6 separate regions of the Mus musculus genome follow, and all the other regions are linked to region 1. A link is a loop called in an ENCODE intact Hi-C map of the cell type or tissue named here. Cell type or tissue: heart. All regions are shown on one strand. Region 1 holds the start of Irs2 (insulin receptor substrate 2). Region 2 holds the start of 3930402G23Rik (RIKEN cDNA 3930402G23 gene). Region 3 holds the start of B930025P03Rik (RIKEN cDNA B930025P03 gene). Region 4 holds the start of Gm2814 (predicted gene 2814). Region 5 has its middle 17 kb from the start of 3930402G23Rik. Region 6 has its middle 19 kb from the start of Gm32330.

Region 1 (5,000 bases):
CATGGTAGCCAAGAGGGAGAAGGCCCAGGCAGCCGGTTGGCAATTAAGCCAAGGAAGCACTAGTAAGAGTGGCATCCAAAGCCACCCAATACTCCACTCTCCCTCCCCCATCCTCAAGGTCAAAGGGCCTCACCTTTCACGACTGTGGCTTCCTTCAAGTGATGGGACAGGAAGTCGATGCTTGCATAGGTGCTGGCAGAGGGCAAAGCTCCAGTGCCTGGACCCCCACACACTCCGCTGGCGCCAGAGCCTCCGACGGTGCCGAGGAGCCCCCCAAGGCTACGGGTCCGGCTCCAGGAGTTCTTGTCTCCTGGCTGCGGCTGAGACTGCGCCAAGGACCCCTGCTCGCCTCTCACATCGATGGCGATATAGTTGAGGCCGTTCTGGAAACCCACGGAGGTCTCTCTGCGCATGGGAGAACTGCTGCCTCCAGGACAGCCAATCAAAGCTCCGGGCTGACCGGGGTTCCACGGCCTAGCCTGTGGCACTGGGGGCACAGCCACCAAGGGCTGTGCCTGTCCTGGGGATGTGGGCGGCTCATCACCTCCTCCCAGGGTACTGCTGCCTTCACTGCTTTTCCTGAGTGAGACATTTTCCACAGAGGCCGAATTGTGGCGCTTGGAATTGTGGGCAAAGGATGGGGACACTGGGGTGACGGTGGTGGTAGAGGAAAAGGTCTCTGAACTGTGGCGACGACGTCCCCCCTGTGGGTCTGCACGGATGACCTTAGCACCCCGGTGGGGGTCAGGGGGCTGGCTGACTTGAAGGAAAGCCTCCACCCCAGATACCTGATCCATGAGACTTAGCCGCTTCAAGCCCGATGTGGGACTGGCCACTCGGGCACCTTCTGGCTTTGGAGGTGCCACGATAGGTTGTGGCGGGGTTGCAGCCACACCAAAGGCCATCTCGGTATAGTCACCATTATCCCCAGGCTCGGAGGACATTGAGGAGCCAGCAGTGGGACCCTGGGAAGTGGCAGCTGATGCTGGAGGCAGGCGGTATAGGTCTCCCGGGGCAGGTGGCAGAGGCTGCTGTAAGGAGGAAGGGGAAGTGGAAGGACGTGGGGGCAGTGGTGGGTATGGGGATGAAGCCTCTGGAGAGAGAAGGCCATCCATGGAGCCTACTGTGTCCCCACTGCGGGTGCTAGGCTTGGGGGACTTGGGAGAACTGAAGTCCAGGTTCATATAGTCAGAGAGTGGAGAGCGCTGCCGGCTGTCGCTGCTGGTGCCTGGGGTTCCTGAACCCAGGGATGAAGCAGGACTACTAGCTGAGAGCAGTGAAGAAGATGAGGCCGCGGATGCCAGTAGTGGGGGGGCAGGCGGAGACAGACGGGTACCTGCCTCACCAAAGTCAATGTTGATGTACTCGCCAGGGCTCTTGGGCTCTGTGGGTAGAGGGTACTCTTGCATGCTGGGAAGGGTCTGCAGTCCCTCTAGCGATAGGCGTGTAGGCCGCACTGCCCGACATCGCTGGCCCAGGAAGCCCTCAGGGCGGCCACCGATGGCACTCGGCCTCATGGAGGAAGGCACTGCTGAGTGATGAGGCTGGGTATGACTACCACCAGCTGCCCCAAAGGTGCCAGCCCCTGGGGTGGCCTGGGGCTCCAGTCTCTCCTCTTCCAAGATCCGGCCCACAGGGGAGCTCATGAGCACATACTGGTCATTGTCTCCGCTGCAGGAACAGGGAGCCTTATAAGAGCGGGGCAAAGAGCTGTAGCAGTGGCCCGGGATGCCTTTGAGGCCTTCACTGCCTCCACGCAAAGCTGCTGAGAAGTCAGGTGGGGTCCCTGCAGTGCCTGCCTCGCTGGGGGACATGTTGAGGTAGTCCCCGTTGGGGAGTAGCTTAGGGTCTGGGTTCTCCATAGACAGCTTGGAGCCACACCACATTCGCATGTACCCACTGTCTTCTGGGGAGCTCTCCGCTGGGGAGCTGGCTTTGTAGCCACCTCCGTTTACTGGGAAGGTCCTGCCCACCCCTGAAGGGGGTGCTGGCACGGCTGCTCCGGAAGGGGGCAAGGCCGCTGCCAAGCGTGGCTGCAGGATCTGCTTGGGAGCAGACACGCTTGTGGGGCTCATGGGCATGTAGTCATCGCTCTTGCAGCTATTGGGACCACCACTCCTAAGGGCTGCCCCAGGGGTCATGGGCATGTAGCCATCATCTGCCCCCAGGTTACTGCTGGAACTCTTGTGAGAACCAATCTCAATGTCTCCATAGTCCTCTGGGTAAGGGTTGTAGGCCACTTTGGGAGAGGACGCAGGGAAGGATGGGCAGAGGCGACCTGAACTACCAGAGAAGGTGGCCCTCATGAGAGTGTATTCATCTAGAGAGGCAGAGGAAGGCTGAGGTACCTGCCGCTGCCTGGCAGGCGTGGTTAGGGAATAAGTCCTCTTCCTCAGTCCTCTATCCAGGTCCTGGGCCCCATCCCCTGAGACCCTACGGTAAGGGCGGCCACAGTGGCTCAGGGGTCTATCCATGCTCATGTACCCATAGAGTTCGCCCCCACTGCCATCTCTGGCTGGCGGGGTCTCCGCTATTGACTCGGGTGTGTTGCTCCTGTGGCTACTGAAGGCTCTCAGGTCGCCAGGGCTGGAGCCATACTCGTCAAGGGACATGAAACCCGGGTCGCTGGGGGAGCCCGAGGCGGAGGCACTACCGCTGGACGGACGCTGGCCTTGGGGGTGATGCAGTGGATGAGGCAGGTGCGGGTGGGAGCCAGGTGGCAGCGGGTAGGAGCCCGAGCCGTGCCCACTGCTGGAGGACAGGCTGCCTGGGCTGGTGGCTGCAGGAGGTGAGTGCGCCACGGGCATGGACATGGAGCGGCTGTGTTGCAGGGCTCCCCCTGCCGGCGCCAGAGTCACTTTGCTCGGGCGGCCTCCGCAGCCGGCGCTCAGGGTGTGCGAGCGGCTAAGGGGCGCGCGCACCGGCCCGGGACTCAGGGGGCTCCCTGCCACCGACATCGGCCTGCCTCCTGCCGTCCCGGCCCCGCCTGCCGCGCCGCCGTCGCCCTCGCTGGCCGTACGAACCCGGCACGAAGTGCACTTGGCTGCTGGGGGGGTGGCCGCCAGGCTGTCAGTGCGCGAGCGGCGCACCAGGCCGGTCTGGCTAGGGGGTAGGTTGACTAGGTGGTGGTGGCGGCGCGCGCCCGGCACGCTGATGGGATGCGTGGCTGACGACCCGGACGACTGACTCTTGCTGCGAGGCCGGAACTCGAAGAGCTCTTTGAGTGCCTTCATAGCTTCTAGGATGGTCTCATGGATGTTCTGCGCCACCACCGAGTCGTCGGCTTGCATCCACAGCTCCCCGGGACCGGTGACGGCCGAACGGCCCACCTCGATGAAGAAGAAGCTGTCCGAGTGGCCGCAGCGGCGAATGTTCATAAGCTGCAGCGTCACCGACGGCTGTTCGCAATTGAGCTTCACGAAGCCGATGGTGCGCGCAGACAGGCATAGGCGGTATACACCAGTCAGGTTCTTGCTCTGGCCCAGTCCCTTAGGTTTCAGGTTCACCTGCCACACCTCGCGGTAGACGGCCGTGGCGGGTGTCACGAGCCCGTAGTTGTCATCGCAGCCAGCGGCGCCCGCTGAGCCGCCCAGGACGCCCGGGAGAGAGGCGCTGCAAGAGCCTCCGGTGGTGCCCGAGCCCCCCTCGCCAGAGCGGCCTTCGCTGACCAAGTCGGTGAGTGCGCGGTACCAGCCCTCCTGCTCCTGCTCGTTCTCCGCCGCTACAGCGAAGTACTCGTCCTTGGTGTAGAGGGCGATCAGGTACTTGTGCTTGGCGTCCGCGCGCTTGTTGATGTTCAGACAGCAGTCGAGCGCGATCACTCGCTTCGGCGCGCCCGCCTTGCTCCTCCACTTCTTCTCGCTCTCGTAGTACTCCAGCCGCGGAGGCTGCGGCGGCGACCCCCCAGCCGCGGATGCCTCGTCGCCGCCCGTGCCGGGGCCGCGCAACACGAAAAAGCGCTTGTGGCCGTGCTTCTGCTTGCGCAGGTAGCCGCACTTGCGCACGCTGTGGTTGTTGTTGTTGTTGTTGTTATTGAGGTTCGGGCCGTCCCCGCCCGCCGACGCGGGGGGCCCAGGCAGGGGCGCGCTAGCCATCGCCGCCGCTTCAGGTCTCTCTGCCCGGCTGGGCGAACAGGGGATGGCGAGGGCCGAGGGGCGCGGGCGGGGGCGGCTCCCCGCCACCCGTCGCCCGGCCGCCCGGCCACGCGCGCGCGTCCCCCGGGCCCAGGCGGTGGGCTAGGAGGCGCGCGCGGCTCGGTGGCGCAGGGCCCTCCGCCGCTCCGAAGGATGCTCGGTGCGGGCGATGGCCACCCCCCCGCTTCGACTGTCCGCTGCCGCTGCTTCCCGGGCTCTCGGGCGGCGCCCGGGGACTGGCTGGCTGGGTCGAGAGTCGGGGTCCCCGAGTCGCGGGGCCGAGCTTAGAACGCGCGCGGCCCGTCTGCTGCCACCGTTCTGCACTGCGCGACGACGGTCTGCGTCCGGACACTCGGGGCCCACACTGCCACTGGGGCCGCTGCTGCCGTTGCTGCCGCTGCTGCTGCTGCCACCAACGACGACCCGGGCTTGTCGCGGTCCCCGCCGCACAGTGAGTAACACATCGCGCACCGAGTGACTGAACTAAGAGCAAAACAACACGTGACTCTGCGTTACGCAGGCACACTCGCGCGGACGCCCCGCCCCGCAGCCCTGCATTGGCGCCGCGTTCCCCGACGGACAGCGAGACGGACCAATGAGCGTGAGGCACGGGGGGGGGGGGGAGGCGGACCGACACCGGGCTGCGTTTCCCGCCGTCCCCTCCCTCCCCCTCTCCGAGGCCGGGCCGGGGCTCGGCGGGGGCCGGGCCGGGCTCATTAATCAGGGGCTCGTTGTGGATGCGGGCGGGGGCGATGCCACCCAAGGCGGGAAGCCCGCCGTGGAGAAGGCGGGTGCGGGGTTTGTGCTCCCGCCTCGCGTCCCACTAACTGGCCCCAGGCTTCCGCCGCGGAGGGGGAACGGGGGCGG
Region 2 (5,000 bases), 80 kb before region 1:
CCGGGAACCGCTGCGGAGCCCATCCGCCACCAAATCCATTTGGCTCTACTTAGGAACTAAGTACAGGAAGGTAGTTATTGTACAAGATTAGTTTCCTGTAGGCCATAAATTGGCAGTGGCAGAAAAATACAGGATGAACGTGTTACGCTGCAAGGTCAGCTCAGAGGAAAGCGAATGGCCTCGCTTCCTCTCACTGAACCCGACTCCCTCCCCAACCTCTGCTCGGGCTGAAAAAGACCCTTTAACTGCTTAATTACTTCTTAATAGTTTTAAGCAAATTCAAAAGGCGTCGTGTTGCTAAGTGCCTGGAGGTATGGGCGGCCTGCACTATTTCAGGAATGCCCCTCCGAAGCCTGGCTGAAACCTGACCAGAGGGCCTGACAAACCCCGGCTTTGTGAGGGTTCTTGCCTTATTTGGCACTGACTGGAGCAGGATTTGCTTTGAAGCTTGGATTTTACATTTGGGGATAAAGGAGCAGCTTCTAAAGGGTGGGGGGGGGGGCGAAATTCAGCCAGTCAAAATAAAATTGTTTCCCACCCAGAGGCAGGGGAAGGGGGACGCCTTGCACAGTCACTTTCTTCACCGAGAACGGGGTTTAAAAACAAAAGCAAAGGCTCCTTTGATAACTGGCCTTCAAGGAAAGGGAGCCCCTAGGTGGGCTGCACAGGAGGCTTGTTTGACACTGGAGGAGGTCACCTGAGCCTCTTTGCCTGGTTGAAAACTTAACCTTTCTTCTTCTATTCTTTTGAATTTTTTTTTCTTTTTCAAACCGGCTTCAAGTTGCCAGGGAAAACTAACTCCCCACTGGAAACGGATGGGGTGTTTAGATCCGGTTCTCTGGCCCTCTGGCCTGAAAGGCTCTGATTTAAAGTCTAACGATGTAGAAGACTGTGGTGAGTCACTCCCCCAGGACCCGCTACCCCATCTGGTCCCTGCTGGCAAGCTCCTGTGATTGCTCCCGGCACAGGTGGGACAGAGAAAGTGGGGGTTGAATTGTTGCTTCTCAGGAGGGGACCAGTCCCACTTCCTGTCTGCTCTCTGCAGACTAATCCTCTCGGGCATGTGAGCAAGCAAGCAAGCAAGCTCACACTCCTGCGACCCCAAGAGCCCTTACAGCTGTATCCTTTCCGTCACAGCCATCTGTACCCCGCACTGCCCCAAAATCAACCTTTCCTGCCTTGAGCTAACTCTGGCCCGGTATTTGATCACCACAGAAAGGTAACTGGTAGGGCTTTTGGCGGGAGGCGGGGGAGCTCTCCTGATATCCTAGTAGACTGCAGCTACAGCTACAATGAAACAAATAGCTTGCTGTCAATCAAGCATGAGTTCCACAATATCCTGTGCAGAAAGGACAAGGAGCTATTAACTACTGACTCTGCCATGGCCCCTCCAGCTTAGCTGCCTGGGAGCCTGGAAGGCTCCTCTGCTACAGAGAAAGCAGACTGAGGGAGGGGGAGCCCTTTGAAGTGACGCACTGCTCCCAGACTCTGCTTCTGGGAGCCTGGGGGATGCTAGTGCTTCCTCCGCAGGACCTCTTGTGCTAACTGAGCAGCCCTGAGAACACAGCCCCAGGTCGACTCCGACGACTCCGACTCCTCGATAGTCTGCAACTTGTTCCAAAGCACCCACTACAGAGGAGAGAGAGAGAGAGAGAGGGTGCCCCCCTAAACAGGTACTCCTGCCACAGGGATGAAGTGGGAGCAAGGAGGACATCATATCCCCCACCACTTTGACAGTGGCCACTGCATGGATCCTCAAATAGCATTGTTCTTCAGAGGAGGCAGACTCTAAGTCAGCCTCAGCCCCATGTTCCTCTGGCCATGGCTGGAGCTTCATTTTCAGGCCAGACTCAGCCTTCTGTAACCTTTCCACAGCCCATTATCCCAAAATAAATCCAGGAATTGAGGGGGAAGTTCACATCCCACATGGTGCCAGGAGGAGCCTCTGCCAACTATCAGAGGCTAGGCAGCACTTGGCAGCTGGAGTTTTTACTCAAAGGAGACAGCACAACCACAAGCATCTACCACTCCCACCACCAGGAGACTGACTTCCCATCCCAGGCTGCTCTGTGTTGTCTTCTCCACCCCAGCACACCTGACCCCCTCACACAGATCTGGGGGTGATGTGCTTAGCAAGTGGTAACTGACAATGAAGAGATAGTTCAATCCATGTCCAGGTTCCTGGATGTCTTGGTTCAGATTTCCCAGAGGCAAGCTCGGTGATTGTTCCTGGTTCTGTAGCAAGAAAGGCAACAACGGGTCTGAGAGCAGGGAACACAACACTAGGGAGTCTGCAAATTTCCTGCAAGCTTCATGGGGAAATGTAAGGCTACTGCAGCAAGGATCCTGTGCACCCTGCTCTCCTGACCCCGTGAGACATAAAGGCTGGGTATCCTGTGCTGAGGGCTCCACCCTCCCCTCCTGTATTCTATGCAGGCTCCTGAAGCCCTACATCTGGGGGAAAGTGAGGTCGTGTTAGTTCCTCTGAGACTCCCAAGGGTCTAACTGCAACGTGTGGTAGTACCTTTGCCACCCAGGGAATCCACTGGGACTCACAGGACAGGCTGACTCTGCCTGTCCTCCACTTGGCTCCATGATACTGTGCTTTGACTGAGCCCATGGGAGGCCTCACTGGGAGGTGGCACTGGCTTAGTATTGCTCCTGCTATGTCCAAGTAGAATCCTTGCCTCCGCCATAAATTGTCAGTGGCATGGAGCCATTGGCTACTCAGTTCAGTTCCTTGGGTGACAGGACTGCAGCTCTATAGAGGGAGAACATAGATGTGTTCTCTCAACAAATAGTTGAAGCTAAAGATGGAGTCTTCTCACACTGAGTCCAAGAACTCACAGCCACACGCATAATCAGCCTCTCACTGGAACTGCCCAAGACCCAGATGCTCCCAAACCCTCAACAGTGAGCTCAGAAACTCATGAGCCAAAGACATAACCTGACAAAGCAGACCTGTGGCAGACACACAGTCCAGAGTGCTAGCCAAGCACACTCAAGCAGCAGGAGAGTGAACTCCAGGTGCAGCATAAACGAATAAGGGGTACTCAACAAAGCCACAAAAGGGATTGTGATCTATAGTTAGGCATTGTTACGTCAGGGCTGGCATGATCAAGGCCACCATCTTCCGTTTGATCGTTTGTTGTTTGTACTTCTGATTTTAAAAATGAAGGTACAAAAATATTACGCAGTCACAAACACACTGGCACAGGAGGCAAGCATGAATCACCCATAAGGGATCGAATCCACGTACCTTCACGTCCATGGGTGTGAAGCATCCTGGTGTTGGCTGGAGTAGATGGAACTGTGGGTGACTTCATGAATGCAGGGTTTCCTCCTGGCCTGATAAAAGGAAAACGTTCTGAAACTGAATTGCGGTGTCAACTACACAGCTCTGTGAACAGTCTGAAAACAGTCATGCCGGGTCCCACCACATCGAATGATTTACGTCTTAACAAAGGTAACAAAACCTATAGAGGGGCATCGAAGCAAGGACTCCCACCTGGCTTCTTCGTCACACTGTGCTCATGACCTCTATTCAGCGTCACCAGTAAGCCATGATCTCTTCTGGGGCAAAGGCCCCTGGGATTTGGATGGATGCCCAGGACTACAATCAAATGTTCTGGGGGGACCTGGTTCGACTCATTTCCTGGCTCACTCACACATTCCCCTTTGAGGTCTTATCCCAATGAAACAGCTCGTTCCGGTGGAGCCAGAGACTTCCAGAAGGCAGGGCCAACTTGGTCAACATCTCGGCAGCTTGAATCCCGTTGGCCTGGAAACGGTGCAAGTTTATCTATTTTGTAACCAAGCCCCGGCTCAATGAAATGTACTTTCCGCTGAGCTCCTCTCAGGGGCTTTGCCTTTCTCTGTCTATAGGGGAGGGATCGTTGCCAGGGGGATCTGGCTCTGTGGACAAGCTGATTTCCCAACCTGGGTAAGCTGGCTTTGCGTCCCAGGGTGTGCACGTCGGTCCGAGCCCTGATGACGGCAGAGCCCTCGGCTCTCGTCCCAGATGTCCACCTCCGTAAACAGTGCGGAAAAGCCCAAGCATCTCCTTGTTGCTTGGAAACCTAGGACAGACCTAGGGGGAGACAGTTTGATGGCCTAGTGAGTACCACCCTGAGTCTGTGATGAAAGCCTAAAGGAAAGGGGGGTGCCAGTAGACAATGGAGCCTCAGCTCTCCCCAAGCTCAGGCAGTCCCCTGGGCTGTTCTCAAGGCATCCAAGCTGCCCTGACAAGAAGGAGACAAAGCACTTCCCAGGACAGTGGGAACCCTGCCAGAAACTTCCAGCTCCCCGACATTCCCAGCCTTGCCTCTTGGGTCCTTTAAGACCTGTGAACTCACTCTGAAAGACAACTTTGGATCCCCTGGAACTGGGCTTACAAGGAGCAGTGAACCACCTGATGTGGGTTCTGGGAACTGAACCCCGATCATCTGTAAGAATAGCATCGTGTGCTTAACCTTCTAGCCACTGAGACTTCTCTCTAGACCCATCTCGGTCACTACTTTTAAAATGAAACCATTTTAGAAGTGTAAGACATATTACACTTTCCAGGAGTGAAGGATTGGGAGGGGGGTGTGTGTGATAGGGCTTGGTGTTGTCAGAACACCGGATAAGTGAACCCACACAGGAAAGAGAACCAAATACGAGGTACAGGTACCCACAGTGTGGCCCCTTTGCACAACCTGTGTACTATCTGTGTGCCATGGCTTTCCAAACCCTCCCCCTTGGGAGAAACTTGGCACAGGGTCGATTCGTGTTGTTCCTACAACTGCATATGAATCCAGGTATGCAATGGCCTTACATGTTTTAACTCTATTTGTTTTGTAAACAAACATGTTATGCTTTATAACTGCAGTGCTGTGCTGGTGAACAGTACACTACGTTACGAATTTGGTGTCTTAAGGCATCAATTAGTCACAATCAAGACACTGAGTAAAGTTAGAAGGATCCATCAAAGAGATTGACCAAAGTCAAGAGCCAAACAC
Region 3 (5,000 bases), 130 kb before region 1:
CAGAACCAAGGCTGCAATGAGGTCATGGAAACACCTCAGAGACATTATGGTTTTGAATTAACTCTTGGCCATTGCATATTTAGAAATCTTTTACTGTTCCCAATTTTTTTCATGGCCCCCCAGATGCTCCTACATGACCCAGTACAAGATTGTGACCCCAGTTTTATAAAACTAGGTTAACTGGTCCTCCATTCTATCTGTACTAAGCTGTCTAACCTCTGAAACTTATTTGTATGTCCAAAACTACAAAGTCCAAGATATAGCAGACTTCAAGATCCTGGTCTTTACTGGCTTGTGCCCAGGACTGTGGAGTCAGGCAAAGCCTCGGAAGCAGGTCTATGGAGATAATTATGGCTGCAAGATGATAGACAGCATCTGTAAGCACCAAAACAGAAGAGGGGTCTACAGACATGAAAACTCTAGGTCAACCGGTCTCAAGCAATGAGTGGAGGTCAGCTTCTGAGACTGAGTGAGACTCGTCACAAACTCAGGCTCGCAGCTTGTCTACATAGCAAGGCAGGTGGCAAGTGGCCATTCTAAAGGACCGAAGACAGGTCACCCTTGAGCTTAGGATAGTGCTACCTGTAAAGTTCAAGGACAGGGGCCCAGCCACTGAATATGGATGCTCCTTAGATGCCCACGCTCCCAGCAAGCACAAGCAAGACAATGCCTAATTCAGTTCTCTCGTATCAAACATAAGCACCTTCTATTCGGGGAGTGTAATAGTTCACCTCTTTGTGCTTTTGGAATTGAAAACAGCTCCCAAACACACGATACCAGAGGGCAGCCCAATTTCTCCAAGAGCAAGAAGACTTTGAAGTAACCCCAGAGAATGTGTACATGTTAAAGACATTTTATTTGGGCCTCAATTATCGACTACATAATGTGAGACCCTTAAACAGAAGTATGCACGCAAGCCTGGCTAGCAGTTGGTAGAAATGTGTTGATCTCAGAAGAGCTTACTTGCCCTGGCAACTGTGGTTTGTGAGTCACCAAACCCACTGTCCAAGGTACCTATAAAGAATGTAACTACTGTGCACAGGAGCATGGGCTGTTAACTGCGAGCCAGCCAGAGGCAGTAGAACTTGGCTTGCAGAGGACGGATGGAATGAGTGCTCACATCTTGGATAGAAGCAGTGAAGAGGCCTGGAGAGAAAGGTGAACCTGCAGAGGAGAATGTTCTCATGGCTGCCTTACCCCCCCCCCCCAACACACACAGCTGGGTGAGCCTCCTGCAGCCGGTTTTGAAATGCTCCCCCAGATCCGTCACAAGGCAGAGGTGTCTTGCCCCTGTTGCCACTGTCCTGAAGTTTGAGAAAACATGTCACTGGACGATCTGCAGGCTGAGTCATACACTCAGTGTAAACATAAGATGGATCCTAGTGACCATTCCATCTTCCCCACTGGTGACATGGTAGGAAAGCCCTGCAGATGAGGTACACACCTGCACCAGGGTCGTAAGCTGTGTTCTGACACTCTGGCATCTGCCTCCACTTGATACATACTTCCTTGAAATGATTTCCAGTTTTCTTCTAAAAGGAAAACAACACATTTTTTTTTAAAGTATTTATTTTAAAGTACCCCAGTAGTGCCCTGCTGAAGATCTGTCTTTTCCCTTTCATCCTTGGCCAAAGCCCTGATGTTGTGAGACAATGCTTGCCACCCCCAGGTACAGCTGACGTCAGAGCCAATCAATAGTCTTTCGATGTGATGATTTTGAAAGACATACAAATGTACTAGCTTTGCCAAGCAAGTCAATGTCTACAATTTTGAAGGCAGCTTGTGTCTACTACGATGGATAAGAAAAAAACGGAGAAATCTCTGAAACAGCAAACTGACCCAGTCATTCACCTGCAGACTTCATTTTAAGGTCATTTTTCCATTCTCATAGCGAGAGACCTGAGCGTAAAAGCTCGTGACACCATCAGAGCAGGTGATATACAATATATCCCACAGCCCAGCAGCTCCTTGTTCCCCAGAAGATGGCTCCATCTCCACAGGGCCACTGCTCTGATGCATGTAGACAGGTGACCTGGAATACCCAGTTTCACAACCCTTCACTTGTTAGCTGGCCGGTTTGTGGTAAACAGGGGCAAGTCTGACTTGTTTTCCAGAATCTGTTGCCCTTTGTACACAGATAGGAGCACACAGTTTACATGGAGTCCGAAGTCCAGGCAGGAAAGCACACACAGCTAGGAATGCTCAAACTCACAGTTTGCCTACCTGGTTCAGATATTCCCATTGCAGATACGGGAAGGCTTGGCAGGACCAGGTGGGCATGGGGACCAACAGAACACAATGATTGTCGGGAGTTCTGCTAAAACCTGACATTCCTGCCTGCCATCCTCAGGCTGTGCCTTTTCATTCTGGTGCGGTCTGAAGTTCTTCACACTTTCCCATTCATTAGCTGGCTATGTGCTCGGTGACCTTTGTATAAATGAGATAAATGAAATCATGTCACTTTAGAAGAAGTGATTTAAAGGGGCTCAAACAGCCTCATGTACGGCTAGAGTTACAAAACCACTTGGAAAATTTCCTATTCTGTTGTTGAATGGCAACCACAGCCAGGGGAGGGCAAAAGCGGTTCTGACAGTGTTGTGACCAACTTGCTCAAGCATTTCTGCCGCCAAGGAACACCAGCTGTAAAGAGTGCTCTACCCTACTCAGAGAGGAACAAGGTCTATCCTCCTCAGAAAACTGAAGCCAGGAGACAGTCAAGCGCATCCTAGATCCAGCCCTTTTGGCATGGAGCAGCCTCAGAAATGCATAAAAACAATGTGGAAAGTGAGAGGTCTCTGCAGAGATCTCTGTCTCTAGGGATAGAGAGCCACCCTCTCTCTCCTTCAGCCATGCGTGCACTGAATGGCTTTCCAGCAACGCTCTGCCTGAAACTTCAGCCTCTGAACTGAACCCTGAAAACCTCACTTACTAATGTGTGTCTTTCCACGCTGTGTTCTCAACTGTGCTGGTCTCACAAAAGAAAAGCAGCCTCCCAGAACAAAATGGTGCCCAGAGGTCCCAGGACTCAGACAGCACCGACGTGTGTGCGTTCTGCTGACCTTCAGTATTCAGGACCGGAAGTATTCTAGCTGCCCAGTCCCCGCTTCTCTCCTGTCACACTTGCCCTCAGCACAGCTGCCCAGCCCACAGCTTGTAAGTTACCTTGCTTAGGTGTTCTCCCAAGTTCTGCAAAACGAAAACAGCATTAAAAAAATCACGTGTGTGTGTGTGTGTGTGGGGGGGGGGGATAAGTCAGAGATGCGATGGCCCTGACAGAGGTTAATGTTTCGTGTTGGCAGACAGTACCCAAATTACAGCTTCAAGGAACCAAAAGTTTGGGAGGCCCCAAAGGAAGGGAGAGATGAAGTTGGCTCTTCCATATCCAATCTCCACATGAAAAGAATCTGAGGTGATTAAAACAAAACCGATGGCAGCTTCAGAGCACTTCAAGCCACGCCTCCGGATATCTCCATCTGGGAGCTAGGGGAGCATCTTCCTACCTGGTGATGTCATGGTCAGTGAGCTGGAGGACAACAGTTATCTGTGCGCATCCCGAGTCTCCGGGAAGCAATAGACGAAGGAGAGATGGTAGCTAGGATGTGTCTGCTGGCTGATTGAAACATCAGTGGAGTCTTGGAGGAGGACAACCCCTCCCCGAGACAATATGGTTGCTCATTTGATGGAAATAGAAGGTGACATGTGAAATGGACATTCTAGCACATTTGATATAGTGCTACGTTAAATTCCGCCGGTAAAATCTATGCCTCCCTTCGGGTTACCCTGAGAACGGTGAGCTGAGAAGAGACGCATGTAAAAGTTCTAGCTAGGTTGGCTGTACAGAAAGCTCTTGAGTGCCTGTCCCTGCTCTCAGTATTGGGGTCACAGGCACACACAGACATGCCTGTCTCTGTCTCCCAATACTGGAGTTCAGTAAACACAGCCATGCCTGTCCCTACCTCCCAGTATTGGGGTTCAGGCACATGCAGCCACACCCATCCCTGCCTGCCAGTATTGGGGTTCAGGTGCATACAGCCACACCCATCCCTGCCTCCCAGTATTGAGGTTCAGGCACACACAGCCACACCTGTTCCTGACTTTCAGTATTGAGGTTCAGGCACATACAGCCATGCCCATCCCTGCCTCCCAGTTTTGGAGTTCAGGCACACACAGCCATACACAGCTTTTAAATGGGTGCTAAGGTTTTTGAGCCCAGACCCTCATCTTGCAGCGCACAATGCCCTTTCCTACAAAGCATCTTCCAAGCCCTAAACAAGGGGCTTACAAATGTCCTCCCAACAGAGAAATGACAAATTCACAGTAATAAACAAGCTAATATACCTGACATAATCATTCTGCAACACATCGTATTATACCCCACAGATGTGCACAATTATGATCAGTTAATTAAAAACACAACAAAATGAAGGAGAAAAGGAAGAAGAAAAATAAACAACCCTGACTATACTAAAGTCCAATACAAGAGCTACTCACACCCTGAGTAGAAACAAGGTATTACAGCAGAGAACAGAAGTGAGCATGCTAGCTGCTGCAGAGCCTGCCCCTCATTTCCACCCCTCATACCCACCTCTCATCCCCACCTCTCATACCCACCCCTCATACCCACCCCTCATACCCACCCCTCATGCATGCATACAGTCGGCATAGGAGTGAACACTACAGGTAGTTAGGTGTGAGCCATGGTAGGTGGACGAGTAAGCGCTGTCCAGGCTGGACCCTGGCTCACTGCTTCTTGCAGTTGGCTCTATATCCTCTGCCTCAGTCATGCTCAGCTCCCCACCCCCACTACAGACACCTCCAGCCACACATTACCCACTTGATTCGTGTCTCCTCACCTTCTCGACCATCCTTATCTGTTCTAGAATGGCGTGTGTGTGTGTGTGTGTGGCCACTGAGAGTACATAACAGATTGCTGTTAACTAAATGGGAGGCATGCAAAAACCGGATGTCTAGAGGTCCGGTCTTGTTTTCCCTGAGGACTA
Region 4 (5,000 bases), 110 kb before region 1:
TGCTCCATGGAAGCCAAGCTGGGTGGGTCTGATCCTACTCTGTGTGCACAACAGGCATTGCTGGAGTGGGTCTCCTTCAGAAAAGTAAAGGAAAAACAAGCCATCTGAAGGCCTTCAGCATTCTCTCCTTCCCCTTTGGATAAAAAGAATAATGTCCCTTAGCATTTCAAAACAAACATCTTAGACAGAAGTCTTTACATTGTAGGGCTCCAATCTTTTTACTCCACAAACTCCATATTTTAGAAAACCTCTCAAGCCTGCAACATACATTTTACCTTGTCTATGACTTTTCCCAGCTCATCCCAACCCTGGCCAGCATTAGAATCAGTCCGTGCCTCTTCCCCATGAGGGCTTCCTGGATCAAGCACTGCCCACTGCGTCTCCCTCATCTGAATTCCCACAGCAGCCTTCCCTGAATAATTCATCTCCTAGTTAATCATGCGTGCCTTGCATTGCAATAATTGCCTGTTTCAAGTCTGTCTTTAACTTCTCCTGTGATTATGGCCACACTGTCCATGAGAGCCGCGCAGACCAGACTTTGCATAGCTCTCTATCTCCTACAACTCTTAAGGATAAGTGGATTACATCTCCAGAAATAGCTCGCTGTGGCTCTGACAGTGGTCTACTGTCCTTTCTAAGGCCCATGTGAGCGTGACACACTGTCAGAGCCACCATGTCTCACAGTAGTTATCCCATGAAGAACATTTGCCCTCATGACTGTTGTGCCTGAGGATGCTGCCTGATGAGCAGTAAGCGGGGGCGGGGGCAGGGGGGACAGACTTCTTGGCCAAAGTTAAAATGTGTACAGACAAGTAAGAAGGCAATATATGTGGGGGAAATATACCAAATGATTCTTTTCCATTGTTTTTCCTTTTAGTCTGTATTTAAAGGGTTTTTATAAAGAATAAATACTGTCATTTATTTAGCATGCATTTAAATCACTAAATTGATGTGTGTATGTGTGTATGTGTGCACTTGCATGTGTATGTGCATGTGTGTGTGTGTGTACTCATGTGTGTGTGTGCATGTGTGTGAGTGTATGAACATGTGTATGCACATGCGTGTGTGTATGCATGCACATGTATGTGCATGTGTGTGAGCATGTGAGTGCACATGCATGTGTGTTTGCATGCACACATGTGTGTGCATGTGTGTGGGTGTGTGAGCATGTGTGTGCACGTGTATGTGTGTGTGCATGTGGAGGGGTGGGGTTTGTATTTTTTTCTTACATAATTTTAGGAGCCTTGAACAATTAATTGGTCCACTCCAGGTAGTGAGAACACACAACAGCTTGTCACCAATTCTTCCTTCCTTTCTTTAAGCTATGAAGGCTGAGGTGAAAGGGTACCTCGTAGACGGGGCCAATGGCAGAAGGCAGACTAGGGTTTCATTGCTTTCCTCCTCGCCCCACACTGAGACAGAGCAGCTTTTGCTCACCTCTGCCCCCAAACTCCCAGGAGAGTTATAAGTCCTGGGTAATGTGGCTGTCCAAGTATGAGAGATGTCAGTCATACAGCTCCAGAAAAGGGATCATGAGGTGGCCTAGATCTCCTGTGTGGCCTATCACCTTGTCTTAAATCTCTCTCTTGTTTTGTTTTGTTTTGTTTTGTTTTGTTTTGTTTTCGAGACAGGGTTTCTCGGTGTAGCCACCACCACGGCTTAAATCTCTTACTGAGCCGAAGAAGTGTGTGTTCCTCCGAGTGGTGCAGAGTCAACTGTTTCTTCTGCCTGATGTATTCTCAGGACGGGGACTTGTGGGCTTCAAGGAAACCCATCCAAGCAGGGTGCTGTGGACCACAGCAGGAGGTCAGACAGGCTAAGCTGCCTGTGCCCCCTCCCCCAAGAGGCTGTGGGTTCCAAAGTCTGGGTTCCCAGAGGCGTGATGACAAAAGGCAGCTGTGGTCCTTTGGGTTTCTGAAAGTGTTCCTTCCTGGTAGAGAAAAACAAGGACATATTGACAGACTAGTTCTTTTCATAGCCTGATAGCAGTCTGTGCTGTTCAGACGCAAAGGAAACACAGGGTACCAGCTCACTGTGCTTCGCATTAGCGTTCCCAGGACTCCGGCTCCTGGGGGAGAGAGTGCTCAGATGGGCCAAGGCTGGGGGTGGGGACCAAAGACACTGCTTCCCTTCATTTATTGTTTAACACCGTCAACCACCCACGTGTTTTGTTTGGTTTGTTTTGATTCTCTCCTATTGTTGACCTGGACTTCCTTTCCCCATGATGTCTTTCATGTCCCCCGCCACGTGTGTGTGTCCTCCGTGCCCCCACCCCCACCCCCGAGTGTAAGCTCCTAGGTTTGTAATCTTGGAAGCATCATTTATTTTTCCAGACACTTTGGGAGGAGGAAGGCTAGGTGGGGTCAGGAGCTTGTTTACTGTATGACCTCCCCTCCCCTCCCCTTGCTCGCCTGTCCTCCCTCAGCTCAACCCTGGCTGGTTTGTTTTCAGTGGGATTTTCACTCGCTAGCTGCAAGGTCAGCGCAATGAATCTGGATTGCGCAATAGGTCCCCACAAACACCGAAAAAGCAACGGTCTGACATGTTTGTTTGTTTGGTCCGGCCGTGATTATGTAACTGCCTCTGTTTTCTCTGTGCACTGGTGTCCCTATCCAAGTCTCCAGAAATAGGACAGCAGCCATTCCAGGTAGCAGGGGAATGGCCCTTCCTCACTTTCTGACGATTTTTTTTTACGCTCTTCTGTCTTTGGGGAAAGCGGCAGGCTAAGGAAAACCGGGAAGCCACGCAGACCTCTGCCTGTGACACAGCACGTGGGCTGGCCTCTGGCAACTGACAGAGGGAACATTGCTGCTGATGCGAAGAAAAGTCATCAGAGATTCTAAAAAATAACGGTAAATATAGTGAGTCTTGTTTGGTTTTAATTATAGCTGATTGGTGGTCTGTTTCTAGAAAAAAATAAATCAGTCTGTTAGCTATTACTAACTTTCCTTATTCACTCCCACAGACTATGGCGGATAAGCAAGGAGGGACAGGAGGTGACCAAGGCCACAGTGGGGAGAGACCTAGCAGAGAGAGCACCCACCTCAATCAGGCCACAGCCGGGACGGAGGTTCTGAGCCACGTCTCCTGAGTTCATTTACTCGGTGGAAGTCAATCTTAATTGTCAATTCGATGAGATTTTTAATCGCCATGGAAACAGACCTCTGAGCATGTCACGGAGACAGTTTCTATATCAGGTTAATCGAGGTGAGAAGATCCATGCTCAGTATGGGTATCAGACGAGAAAGAAAGAAAGAAAGAAAGAAAGAGAGAGAGAGAGAGAGAGGAGGGAGGGAGGGAGGGAGGGAGGGAGGGAGGGAGGGAGGGAGGGAGGGGAGGGGAGGGGAGGGGAGGGGAGGGGAGGGGAGGGGAGGGGAGGGGAGGGGAGGGGAGGGGAGGGGGGGAGGGGAGGGGAGGAGGGGAGGGGAGGGGAGAGGAGAGGAGAGGAGAGGAGAGGAGGAAGAAAGGAAGGAAGGAAGGAAGGAAGGAAGGAAGGAAGGAAGAAAGAGAGAGAGAGAGAGAAAGAGAGAGAGAGAGAAAGAAAGAGAGAGAGAAAGAAAGAAAGAGAGAAAGAAGGAAGACTTCCCTGGTTTCTTACTGTGCATGCAGCTTATAGCTGCCTCACCTCACCGGGCCCAGGAGCTATTCACCAGCGTGGACTGACTCTGAAACTGTCAACCACAGCAAATCTTTGCTTCCTAAAGTTGCTTCGCCAGGCAGTTTGTCCAAGTATCAAGGCAAGAACCTTATAAACCCTACCAGAAAGATTCTCCTGTGAGGTCTGGAAAGTACCATGGTCAGCTGGTGGAACTTCTCAAATAACCAGAAACCCAACTCAAAGAGAACTTCCTTGAGACATGAAACTGGAAGAAATTTGCAGACAAATGAACCATGTGCTGTGATAAAGGGTTAGGTGCACACAAATGTGCTTCCAAGTTCCTTGTGGGAAGTCGAGAGCTTTGAGCGGTCCGAAGACTGCCCACAAAACAGTCTCACTGCACTGGGTGGTGCAGGGGTGGAGGGGGTGGGGCCACAGCTACTCTGGCAGAGATAGAGGAAGCTGCATCTCAAATTCTGGAGGGCTCAAGGCAGCTTGGGCCTGACCCAAGGTAGGTCCTCTAAATTAAATGCCTACTTCCTATGAGGGAAACTGTGGGCTCATGAGATGCCCAATCACAGTTGAGACTATTGAGTGTCTGCCTCTGTGGTGAGAGAGAAAGAAAGATGGCCTCAGCCCGGTAAGCTGTGTGTGGTCTCCACTGTGTATCCAGCTTCACACTCATCCCCTGCCTCTATTCTCAACAGGTACATCTGAGGTACAACAGTCTACCTCATAGTGGCCTCTGACAGTCCAAAGCACGAGCGGTCATTGCCAGGGCAGCTCCATTGTCTGCCAGAGCCCTCTCTGCTCTGCTTATAGCTGTCTCATGCCAGCCGAGTCGCTTCAGCATGCAGGTGCCTGCCTCTGCTCACCCCCTGTCAGTTCCCAGGTATGGCATGAAGGGTAATGCCCCGGTGTCTCTAATGACAGTCATCACCTACCTCACAGTTCTAGGAGCCTCGTGTCTGAGTCTGAGGTATAAGCAAGATCCTACACTTCCACGGCCCTAGGAGAGGATCCTTCATGCCTCTCCCAGCTACTGGTGAAGGTCACAGTTTGATCATCTGACTTAAGGACCCAGTGCCCTGCCATCTACCCGTTTCTTCACATGTAGGCAGCTATGCCCAAACAGTCTCCTTATGTAAGTGCTACTCACTCCCCCAACCTACATGCTGCCACCTGACCACTCTGGCAGAGTCACTCTTCACAATGAGACCACATGCCATAAAGAGTCCCTTGAATAGGCTACGCAAGCCCACACTGCCACCCAACCTCAGATCCCATGTTGACCCGTCACTCACATCCCTTCACTGGGCATGTGCGGTTCAACTGGCCAGCTGCAGCCTCAGGGTCCCAGGTCTTCACCCTTCCCACATCCTATTCACCTTGGAAGTTCCTG
Region 5 (5,000 bases), 61 kb before region 1:
CAGGAACGGAGGCAGCACAGGAAAGACGAAGCCTCAAAGAATCAGAGCCCATCCAGTGTTGGTAGAAGCGGGGATGCTTGTTTCTGGAGGAGAGAGCAGATAGGGTCCTAACAGTGTCATGGGAATGGACTCCAGACAGCCTGTGCATCTGCTAGCCACAGCCAGGGACCTCTCCAGCCTTCCTACCAGGGATTGGGAAGTTTCTCTGAACATACTGGGAACATCTGAGGCCACAGAAAAGACAGCTCCTTCCTCGGAGCTTCTCCGGTGGGGATTAGGCTGCTATCACTCTGGAAAGTCTCCATATATGAAACTTGCAGGAAAAGCCAGGCCTCAGGCAGGGTGGTACCAGTGAGGGGAATAGGGAAAGAAGGAAAATAAATGGTAGAGGTGAGTGTACAGGGTCAAGCATGGGAGATATGCAGAGGAGAGACAGGCACTGCAGAAGGGGACATCACCAAGAGCCGACACAGCTGCCCACCAAGGCCAGGCCTATGTGAGCTCAGGAGACATCTGGAAATTTAGACACAAACGCCCTGTTGGCCCTGAGCCATCTCCACACAGCTGAATCCTGGAGCTCTGAAGGAGGAAGGTTTGTAAACTTTAAGTCCCAAAGCATCACAGATGAGAAAGGAAGAATGTGGATTCTGTACTAGGGGGTCGGGGAGGGGGGAGCTACCATTCCATAGTAGATTCCATTTCTCAGAAAGGCACAAGTGAGAAGAGAAGGAAATTGATCCTCAGAGGCTGTTGCTGAGCCCTCTTTCTGCTTGAGACCTACAGTAATATTCTAAGAGGCTTCTCTTCCAGGTCCCTCACTTTTCCCAACAAGTTTTCCTCCTTCGAGGTTATCTGGCCCAGGCAGCCTTGACAAGGAATGCATGCCTATTGGCCCTAGTAAATGGATAATTCTGCGCTGTTCACCTCCGTTCTCCCTTAGGAATCACGGTCATCTTAGGGGAGCTGTACTCTGTGTGTTCTCTGTTCTCAGTCATCCATACCTGGGAGGACTCATTTTCCTCCCCATCTCACTGGGTCCTGAGCATAGCAAGCCTTTGGCCCATTTCAAGCTTCAAGTTCTTATACTAAGCATACAAAAAACCGTGGCAGTTTGACTCTTCGTGTGTGTGTGTGTGTGTGTGTGTGTGTGTGTGTGTGTGTGGTTTGGGATTCAAGTCGATCAAAACAGAAAACAAGAGAATAAAGTACAGAACTTAATCCACCTCTGTCCATCAAAAAAATGCTACGAATTAACTTGATTAACGCCCCCAACAATGAGAGTCCAGAAAGTAACAGGGATTCCGAGCAGACGATGCCATTTTACTTATTTTCCAGATTTGCTTTCTAAGAAAAATATATAAAAGAAAGTGGGAGGGGCTATGGAGTGGAAGCTCTGAGAAGCTCTTCCCAAGATGAAGTCCAGATTCTGTTTCTTGATTGAGATGAACTCCTCAGTGGGGTTGCAAGCTCACTGTAAAGAGAGTAGGCCTTCACTTCAGCTCAAGAAGAAGAACCAGACACAGAGATGGGTGTGCTTCATGCTGCATGCTTGGGGTAACTCCCACAAACAAACAAACAACCTCCCTGGGCGCTGCTGTGCACCCAGGGCAGCCATGTGTCTCCAGGGAAACACATTGTTCTTAGACAGCTCTACTCACTTGGAGTGATGCCCTGGGTCCACCAGTCACTGATACTGGGGTGTCCTGCATCCTGCCCATGAGGCTCTATCTTGGCAAAGCAAATTTTTAGCAGTTGCCATAATTAAATAGTGCAGATCATGAGGAAAACAGTGTGGATAGAAGACGCCGGCAAGGGGGTCCAATCCAATCCCCAGGGTGGTAATCACTTTTCTTTACTGTGACAAAATGCCTGATGCACAGAACGGAAGAAGGAGAAGTTTGGGGCTGCAGAGGGTGGCTTAGGGACTAAAGTATGTGTGCCACAGGAGTGGAATGCAATTCAGGTTCCCAGAGAATGACAGAGAGGTGTGGTGGCCTGCTGTAAGCCCAGCCTGGGGAGGCTGATGCACAGAATAGCCAGAGCAAGCTGGCTCCCAATGGCAGACATATGTGCAGGCTCTGGGTTTGATTGAGAGACTCTGCCTTCAATGAAAAAGATAACAAGATGATCAAGGATGAACTGCAGCATCAATCTCCAGCTTCTACGTGTGCACATGTAATGCAAGCACACACACACACACAAACACACACACACACACACACACATACACATACACACACACACGGGGTGGGGAATGACAAAGAAGGACTGAATTTACTTTCTTGTGGTTTCAGTCTATGGTCCCTAGGCTCTGTCACTCCTAGACTGAACATCATGACAGGAGTGTGGGGCAGGGTAGAGCTGCCCAGCCCATGGTGGCCAGCGAACAGGGAGAGAGGGCCAGAGACAAGAGAGAGACCCATTCCCTCCAAGAAGAACCCACCTCCTTTCCATGGCCTCTCAGCAATGCCACCAAGCTATGAGGCCACCAGTGAGGTCACAGCCCTGAAGATCCAGTCATCTCCCCCAAATCAGCTGGCAGCTGAGCCTGAGGGACATTTCAGTTCCAAACCATAAAGCTTAAGAAGCCAGCACACAAAACGCCCTCAGTAAGCAGGAGTTTCAGAGATTTAGAGATGAAAAAAAAAAAAAAACCTGTTCCCTTTCTGTTTTCATGAATGGGTTCTGCCGACAGCAGCTAAACCACCAATCACAAGGTGGCTGCGGGGAGTTGCTGCTAACTGCATCTGCACAGCACAGGGAGGAAGCTCTCTCTTGGCCTGGGTTCTTGTGAACCTTTACTGAGGCCACGAGGCCGCCCTGAACCAAGAAAGCCAGGAAGTCTCCGTAATGCACTTATCAGCTCCAGGGAAAACCCTCCCTGTCTTGGCAGCTGGCCCAGGCAGGCGTGGGGAGGTGGCCCAGGCCTTCCTGCTGCCTCGCCCACTGCGGAACAGCAGCAGTTGCCATTCAAGGAAGAGGCTGCACAGGAAACAGATGTGTACGCGCGGCAGAGAACCGGCACCAGCCCTGCGCAAAGCAGCCCGGCCCTCCATTCATAAAAACCGAAGCAAAGGCCATCCCAGACAGAGGAACTCGCCAAGCTGATAGTGACTGCGAGCAGCAAGTGAAAGGGCCGGCCCTGGAGGAAACAAATAAAAATCAAACACCCCATTTGAGCCAGAGAGATAGCTGAGGAAATTGCACCCATAAAGAAATTGCAGCTACAGGCAGGGAAGGGGGAGGAGAAGGAACGAGAAAGAAGAAGGGAAAACAGCAAAAGCCAAGGGGAGCGAGCAAAATAAAACTTCTCTGGCACCGGGCAGCCCAGAAGAGTGGCCTCCTCCTCTGTGGCCAACAATAGTAAAAAACCTACGTTTAAAAGCAAAACGAATCAGACAAAGGAATAGGGAAAAAAAAAGTCCTCTGACGCGTAGCAAGAGGGTCAGCAAAGGACAGATCAGATACCACGGTTGATGGGGATGGTTAGAGGATCAAACAGATGAGTAAAGGCAGGCAGGCTGAAGTTCAGCCAGGACTGGAAAGCCAAAAGGGTCGCACCTGTGTGGTCCCTGAGGGTCAGGGAGATTCGCAGAGCGCTCTCTCTCTCTCTCTCTCTCTCTCTCTCTCTCTCTCTCTCTCTCTCTCTCTCTCTCTCTCGATATTTTCAGGCAGGGGTTTCTCTGTGGAGCCCCTATGATATGTAGAACAAGTCTCAAACTCCTGCCTTGGGCCACTGCGCCACAAATAGCAGGGAGTTCGCGCACAGATTAACTCCTTGCCCTGGTTCCAGGCTTCATGAGCATGGGCTGACAAGGAGGGGCCACCCCCTAACACACACACACACACACACACACACACACACACACACACACACACACACACCGCCTTAAAACAATAGCAGCTAAACAACTAAGTAACCTCATTCAGCTGAAGCCAGCTGTGCAGTAGAAGGGGATCTGGAGGGGGAGGGGGTTTATTCTTAAGACATAAACTTAAGAATGTAAAACATCGAGCCTCAGTGCAAAGAGAGATGCTCCGCCCTCTCTTTTTTGTCTTTTGGTTGGTTGGTTGGTTGGTTTTTTTGGGGGGTTTGTTTGTTTGTTTGTTTTTCGAGACAGGGTTTCTCTGCATAGCCCTGGCTGTCCTGGAACTCACTTTGTGGACCAGGCTGGCCTCTAACTCAGAAATCCGACTGTCTCTGCCTCCCAACTCTTTTTGTTTTAAACAAGGATTATCAATTAAATTAATACCAGCACGCAGGAGGCAGGGGCAGGCAGATAAGTTTGAGGACAGCCTGGTCTTCAGCGTGAGTTCCATGACAGCCAAGGCTACATGGGAGAAACCAGGTCTAGAAAAACGAAAATAATAAAGTAAAATAAAATAAGTTACAAAGAAGAAGTTGGGGGATTACATTACCTCTGTGAGAAAGGCAGAAACATGAGGCTCCAAACAAGTCACCAGCCAGCCTGCTTGACTCAGTGGTCTGACTGTTAAGCAACTGTCTCCACCAGCAGCAAGCACTGGCTCCGTCTTAACTTTACTGTGATATCTTCCATGACCTTTGTACCTTCAGATTCTCTGCTGTTTTCTTTGTATTGGTTGGTTGGTTGTTTTTTTGGTTTTGCTTTGTTTTGTTTCTTTCTGTTTTGTTGCTTTCTCTCCAGGCAGGGCCTCTCTGTATATCCTGACTGTGCTGGAACACTCTATGTTGACTGAACTGGCCTTGAACTCAGACATCCACCTGCCCCTGCCCCTGCCCCCTTTTCCCCAGTGCTGGGATTAAAGGTATGTCCCACCAGGCAGGACCTCTCTCTCCTGTTTCTTATGTCTTCTTAGTAATTTCTTCCACAAGTGCATTCATCTCCACTGACACTAACCATACTAAACAGAGACCCGCCGTGCCATCTTCCCCTTTTAACCTCCGTACACAATCTTGTTTCACTTAACAAAGAATTCTTTTCAAAATCCCGTTCCACTTCCTTTATGTGTAGATGTTT
Region 6 (5,000 bases), 350 kb before region 1:
GTTTAACAGGTGCCCTCGGAATACGCTTCTTCTAAAATATGTACTTTGTGAAACATTTTAAAGTCATGGGACCTTTTTAGAAACATGAATGGTGTCATGTGCCACCTCCCTCCCTCCTCAGTGTCCCCACCGGTCTCTGACTTCACTGCTCTTCTAGTCACAAATCCAGGTCTTCCCAAGCTTAACATTCCCCGAGCGAGCGTGTCTTCACAGGGTACAGTGGAGCACGGCTGGATAGTTTTACACATATGAGGTAATGCCCACAGGCCTGTAAGGCAGTAACATATCCCCCTCCCCCCTCAGGGTTCCGGCTTCAAAGCTCAAAGTCCAGCAGACGGTTTTTCTGTAGAGATCAAGCTCCTTTTCTACAGCTGTCTAAGCAGTTGCCAAATTTAGCCTGACGCTCTTGTCTCTGGGATTTAGTCAAGGTAAGGTTGGGAGTTTCACAGATCAATACTGCTAAGCGCTCATTAGCAGGGAACTCTCAAACACACCGTATAAATCTGAATGGCTGACTTGAGGGAACTAAGTGGTTTCTCGAAAGTTCCTTGAGTTAATCCGGGCATTATTTTTCAAGTAAAACTCCAACTTGTAATAGTTCACAAGGTCCTGAGCTCAGCAGGATCTATCAAGCACAGGGCACACACCTCCTTTAACAGCAGAGAGGCACAAGCTGGCAAAGTGGACCAACTGTGTTAGGAAGGCTTTAGAGACACCCAAATGGGAATGCCTTGTCCCTTTTCTTCCATGTCTGTATCATACCAAAGACACAAGTGGAACCCTAATGGAAAGAATCACAAGCTCAAGGGGGACCAAGAGAAGGAGCCCTGTCAGAACCAAGGCAGCTGCTGGTTTTTCACAGGCCTGTTCTCTTCATCTTGAGTCTACTGAAGAACATTTTTAAGAGTCGTTTTCTACGACATGGAACATTTTCACAACAGTCCAGTTTCATCCACTCTGGGACTTATCTTCAACCTCATTGCTTCAAGAAGGCAAGAAATACACAGAACTCGGTTTGCAAAGGGAAACCCTTCCAGGCACTTTCTATGGAGGGATGTGTGGAGGCATACATGTAAGATCAAGCAAGAGCGACCATTGTAGCAGCCTCAAGAGCTCTCAGCCCCATTTCCCTTCTAGTTATAGATATATATTTACATACAAAATTACAAAAATGTAAACTCTCTTTTGCCTGTGTTAAAAACAAACACTGTTCACAAAGAGCGGTGTGGTTTTTTGTTTTTTAGTTTTTGTTTGTTTGTTTGTGTGATTTTACATTTCAGATGCGAATGCGTGAGATTTGAATGAGATGCTTTAGTCAGTGAAAGCTCCGGTGTCTCTTTGTTCCTGAGTTGAATTACTGACAGGCCACTATGAATGCTGGAGAGAATAAAACGTGTTTGCATCAAAACTACAGTTTTCTAAATTTCTTTAAAATAACATTTGGCCTCTGTATTTTTAACTTAGGAATTAAAGCATAAATGTTCCGATGAAACAGAGCCCATAAGACTGAAGTTTCCGTGAAGTTTTGTGTTTGTTAATTTGTAGATTTGCATGTGCTTCATCTGCTGTTGATTGTGTGTCTGGGATTTGGGACAAGGTGACGCTTGTTTCCTGGGGGCCATGGACCAGATAGGTGGTGATCCATACTTGGATGTGCTAAGACAAACAGAAAAGTCAGAGTCATTTCCACCTATTTGGTTCTTCGGGTCAGACACCAAAACAAAATCTATGGGATTACATCAGGGAGCATATTCAAGGTTTTTGGATTAAGGGAGAAAATGCATGTGGCATTGCTCACTATGGGGCTGGGTCACGAGCTATATAAGGAAAGCCGTCATCACCATTGGCAAATACAAGTTATGTAAGGCCTGGGATCCCTGTAAATAGAATATCAACACAATAGAAGTGCCAGCAGCCCAAGGCCTTGTATGGGGTTAGCCTGGCCTGGCCTGCCTGTTTCCACACAGGAAGGAATCCCGGTCTATCATGAAACTAAACATCCAGGCTCGCACATAACCCCTCAGTAGGACATGTGAGCACAAATGGTTGAAATTACTCAGAGGAGAAAGTCAAAGCAGGTTGTGTAATCGGACTCTGTGGAATGTGCGAGGCGTGCAGCACCTGACCGGGCTTGCGTAGGTCCATTTAAAGTCATCCTTCACAGAAACCCTGCTTGCATCACTTCCCCTAAAGGAGAGGATTGTCTCTCTAAGTTTAATGGCCACTTTCTCAGCAGCAAGATCCTGACTGTGGACTGTGGGACCATTCACAAATCCTAAGAGTCAGAAAGTAGCCAGAGTCAGAAATCCTAAATTTACATGTCAAGCTACTTCCTAGACAGATGACCCTGAACAAGTACCTTTACACATATAAACAGCCACTTTCTTTACAAAACACAAGAGTCATCGTAGTCATGTAGGGAGTGATGTGTCCAGCCGTGTTTGGAAATGCTGAGTGCACACGGACATGATAATTACAGTAGCTACTAAAACATGTTGACTTTCATAGAATCAGAGTGTCTGGAAATAGAGTTAAAGACACAGAGTCCATGCCACAAGCCAGAAAGCCAGAAGGAAAGGTGAGCCTCAGAATCTGTGCCACTTTTCTGAATACCCGAGGCGAACTTCTAGTGAACAGAGATGAAGTCAGCTTGTGGTTGTGTAGGGGAGAGACAAAATGCATGTGTGCTGCGGCCACCTCCTCACTACTGTGCTATCCCATGCCAGAAGGTAGAAGAGATGGTTACAAATGCTGGAAAAACAAATCCAGGGAGACCACCCCTGTCACTGAAGCAATTCAAGGTTATTGTTGCCACTTAACATCAACAAAGGCTGTAATGGCATGTCCAAAGGACATTCCAGTCTCTAAACTCCAAAAGGCAAGCCACATATCCAGAAATGAGATTAATCTGGACCATAGGCAGACTTCTAGTAGTTAGATAAAAGCCAGTATTTCTCAGGGACTTGTGAAGCTAATTTCCACCTACCAAAAGTATACATAGATAGATAGATGATAGATAGATAGATAGACCTACCAAAAGTATACATACACAGATGGGTGGATGGATGGATGATAGATAGATAGATATATAGATAGATAGATAGATAGACAGACAGATAGATAGATAGATAGATAGATCTACCAAAAGTATACATACACAGATGAATGGATGGATGATTGATAGATAGATAGATAGATAGATAGATAGATAGATAGATAGATAGATAGATAGACAGACAGATAGACCTACCAAAAGTATACATACACAGATGGATGGATGATGGATGGATGGATGGATGATAGATAGATAGATAGATAGATAGATAGATTAGACAGACAGACAGACAGACAGACACAATAGTTGTTCAGTTGTTCAGTCTACCAGGCTGGATGTCTCAGCTGGTCTTCAGTATACTCTAGAATCCCGAAGAAGTGGGTTTTAATGCCAGTTAAAGAATGTACATGCCAGAAAGAGCAGAAGTCCCTTCAGCAAAAGGAACATGCCTGTGGCATCTGCATTGCAAAGTCTACGCTAGCATCCTACTCCTTCTTACCTCTTCTCTAGCCTAAACACCATCCAGCTCCTGGCCGTTCCCTCCTCTCAGCTCTTCCCCCTCCTCATAACCCTTGCCACTCTCTATGCTCTCTCTGTCCCCTATCTCCTGCCGTTCTCCGCTCTCACAGATAGCGCTGGCCATGTCAAGTCTGCTGACCACTGACTGTGTTTAGTCTGCTTCTTGCTGTCTCTGTTCTGGGCTCTTCAGATGCTTGTGGTTTTTCTCTCCCACACATTCACAATAAAACCTTCCCATACCACAGAGTGTCATGCCAGCAGCTTATGCCGTTTCTACCAAGTGAACTGCTCCAGAGCACGGCCTTGTTGTCATAGATAACTGGCCTCATCTGCCACGTGACTAGCTGCACAAACAAAGATTATAATTGACATGAGTGTTTCTGTCATATTTTGTTAAGAATGTGTTTGTACAGATGTTTATATTTTCTTTCTTTGATTTATCGTGTTATATAACTGTTGAGTAGCTATCACATTTAACTTTTGAGATACCTAAAGAATGTTCCTGAAGGGACATTGTCACATAGTCCAACATTTATAACACATTTGTATGAGGGATAGTCACATCGTGTCATTATGACATGATTATCTTTTCATTTGGAAATTAAGCATGACACAAAGATGTGATTGTGTGTCGAGCTGACAGGGGGTGAATTTGTGATGGCTACTCTTGGTTGTCTATATCTGGAATTAACTAAAAGTGCAAGTGTTTAGCTACATCTATGACAGAGTTTTTTCTTAATTAAATCTTTCCAAGTGGGAAGACCCACTTTTTATCTAGACTTTTTGAGATGGGAAGATGTAAGTTTAATCAGGGACATACTTTCTGGTATAGAAAGGAAAGGTATATAAATGCAGAAAAGGAGCTTTCAAATTTTGACATTTTGCTCTCTCCCCATACATATATTATACTATATACATAAAATTATTATAGAATGTGTATATATATATATATATATATATATATATATATGTAAGTTCACTCTCTCTAGAGATCCTGACTAACACAGGAAGAATACTTAGATGTCATCTGACATGATTGTTGTTTTTCTGTACAAAGCCCACTCTGTAACAACTTTGGCTCTTGTGGAGTTCATCCTCCTCGACTCTGGAATATGACTCTCCTGAAAAGCAGCTTGCGCTTTGGTTGGCTCTGAGGAATGGTGAACAGGAAGGAACACTTCCCGCTAAGATATATTGAGATGAGACACCGATTGGATGGCAGCCATCTTTACTGGAACGGACACCTCCCCTTCCTGGCCAGATAGACCCCCCCCACGAAGACCTGCAGACATCTAAACAGCACTCCTGAGGAAACGCAAACCCAGCTGCATCTCACAGCAGCGCTCACTCTTTCCTGAAGATGCTGTTTGTGATTTAACTATGCTTCCTCTTCAGAGCTGTGGTCTTGGCAGGAGACACTTGAGGA

The links. Hi-C counts contacts between places; a loop is a spot of excess contacts. Peaks named below come from ENCODE experiments on the same cell type or tissue, not always from the same donor. Only the 100,000 strongest peaks of a DNase experiment are listed, where the experiment ranks them.
Region 2: it touches region 1 in a loop (2.4-fold over the local background); 12 of 42 quality-filtered maps call a loop at or near these places.
Region 3: it touches region 1 in a loop (2.7-fold over the local background); 10 of 42 quality-filtered maps call a loop at or near these places.
Region 4: a loop joins it to region 1, with 4 times the contacts of the local background. A loop is called at or near these places in 7 of 42 quality-filtered maps.
Region 5: it touches region 1 in a loop (2.2-fold over the local background); 7 of 42 quality-filtered maps call a loop at or near these places.
Region 6: it touches region 1 in a loop (3-fold over the local background); 3 of 42 quality-filtered maps call a loop at or near these places.

What each region holds. Positions count from the first base shown.
Region 1 is chr8:11,004,337-11,009,336 of GRCm38, forward strand. Irs2 (insulin receptor substrate 2) reads right to left here and starts at 4,593. Exons shown (of 2, transcript NM_001081212.2): 1 at 134-4,593. The coding sequence starts at 4,094. It overlaps 9530052E02Rik (RIKEN cDNA 9530052E02 gene), which reads left to right and starts at 3,514. Exons shown (of 5, transcript NR_046017.1): 1 at 3,514-3,675. In heart, a CTCF peak has its summit at 2,854 (motif pointing left); DNase peaks (open chromatin) are centred at 1,735, 2,815, 3,765, 4,675 and 2 weaker places; H3K4me3 peaks cover 5,000 bases; H3K27ac peaks cover 5,000 bases.
Region 2 is chr8:10,924,761-10,929,760 of GRCm38, forward strand. 3930402G23Rik (RIKEN cDNA 3930402G23 gene) reads right to left here and starts at 3,697. Exons shown (of 4, transcript NR_135302.1): 1 at 3,509-3,697; 2 at 3,260-3,348; 3 at 2,525-2,761; 4 at 1-2,235. In heart, a CTCF peak has its summit at 2,045; DNase peaks (open chromatin) are centred at 1,947 and 3,901; H3K4me3 peaks cover 1,548 bases; H3K27ac peaks cover 4,020 bases.
Region 3 is chr8:10,877,559-10,882,558 of GRCm38, forward strand. It overlaps B930025P03Rik (RIKEN cDNA B930025P03 gene), which reads right to left and starts at 4,896. Exons shown (of 6, transcript NR_040705.1): 1 at 4,854-4,896; 2 at 2,224-2,427; 3 at 1,445-1,529. In heart, a CTCF peak has its summit at 1,988 (motif pointing right); no DNase peak of the experiment used is centred here; H3K27me3 peaks cover 2,776 bases.
Region 4 is chr8:10,897,300-10,902,299 of GRCm38, forward strand. It overlaps Gm2814 (predicted gene 2814), which reads right to left and starts at 3,252. Exons shown (of 2, transcript NR_166616.1): 1 at 3,044-3,252; 2 at 870-1,930. It overlaps 4833411C07Rik (RIKEN cDNA 4833411C07 gene), which reads left to right and starts at 2,623. Exons shown (of 3, transcript NR_102285.1): 1 at 2,623-2,852; 2 at 2,966-3,207; 3 at 4,306-5,000. In heart, no CTCF peak of the experiment used is centred here; DNase peaks (open chromatin) are centred at 1,982, 2,612, 3,992 and 4,792; H3K4me3 peaks cover 914 bases; H3K27ac peaks cover 3,425 bases; H3K27me3 peaks cover 1,356 bases.
Region 5 is chr8:10,943,323-10,948,322 of GRCm38, forward strand. No RefSeq gene overlaps it. Among named protein-coding and RNA genes, the nearest start is that of 3930402G23Rik, 17 kb to the left of the region's middle. In heart, no CTCF peak of the experiment used is centred here; DNase peaks (open chromatin) are centred at 163, 519 and 2,919; H3K4me3 peaks cover 889 bases; H3K27ac peaks cover 3,084 bases.
Region 6 is chr8:10,651,472-10,656,471 of GRCm38, forward strand. No RefSeq gene overlaps it. Among named protein-coding and RNA genes, the nearest start is that of Gm32330, 19 kb to the right of the region's middle. In heart, no CTCF peak of the experiment used is centred here; a DNase peak (open chromatin) is centred at 1,980; H3K27ac peaks cover 3,045 bases.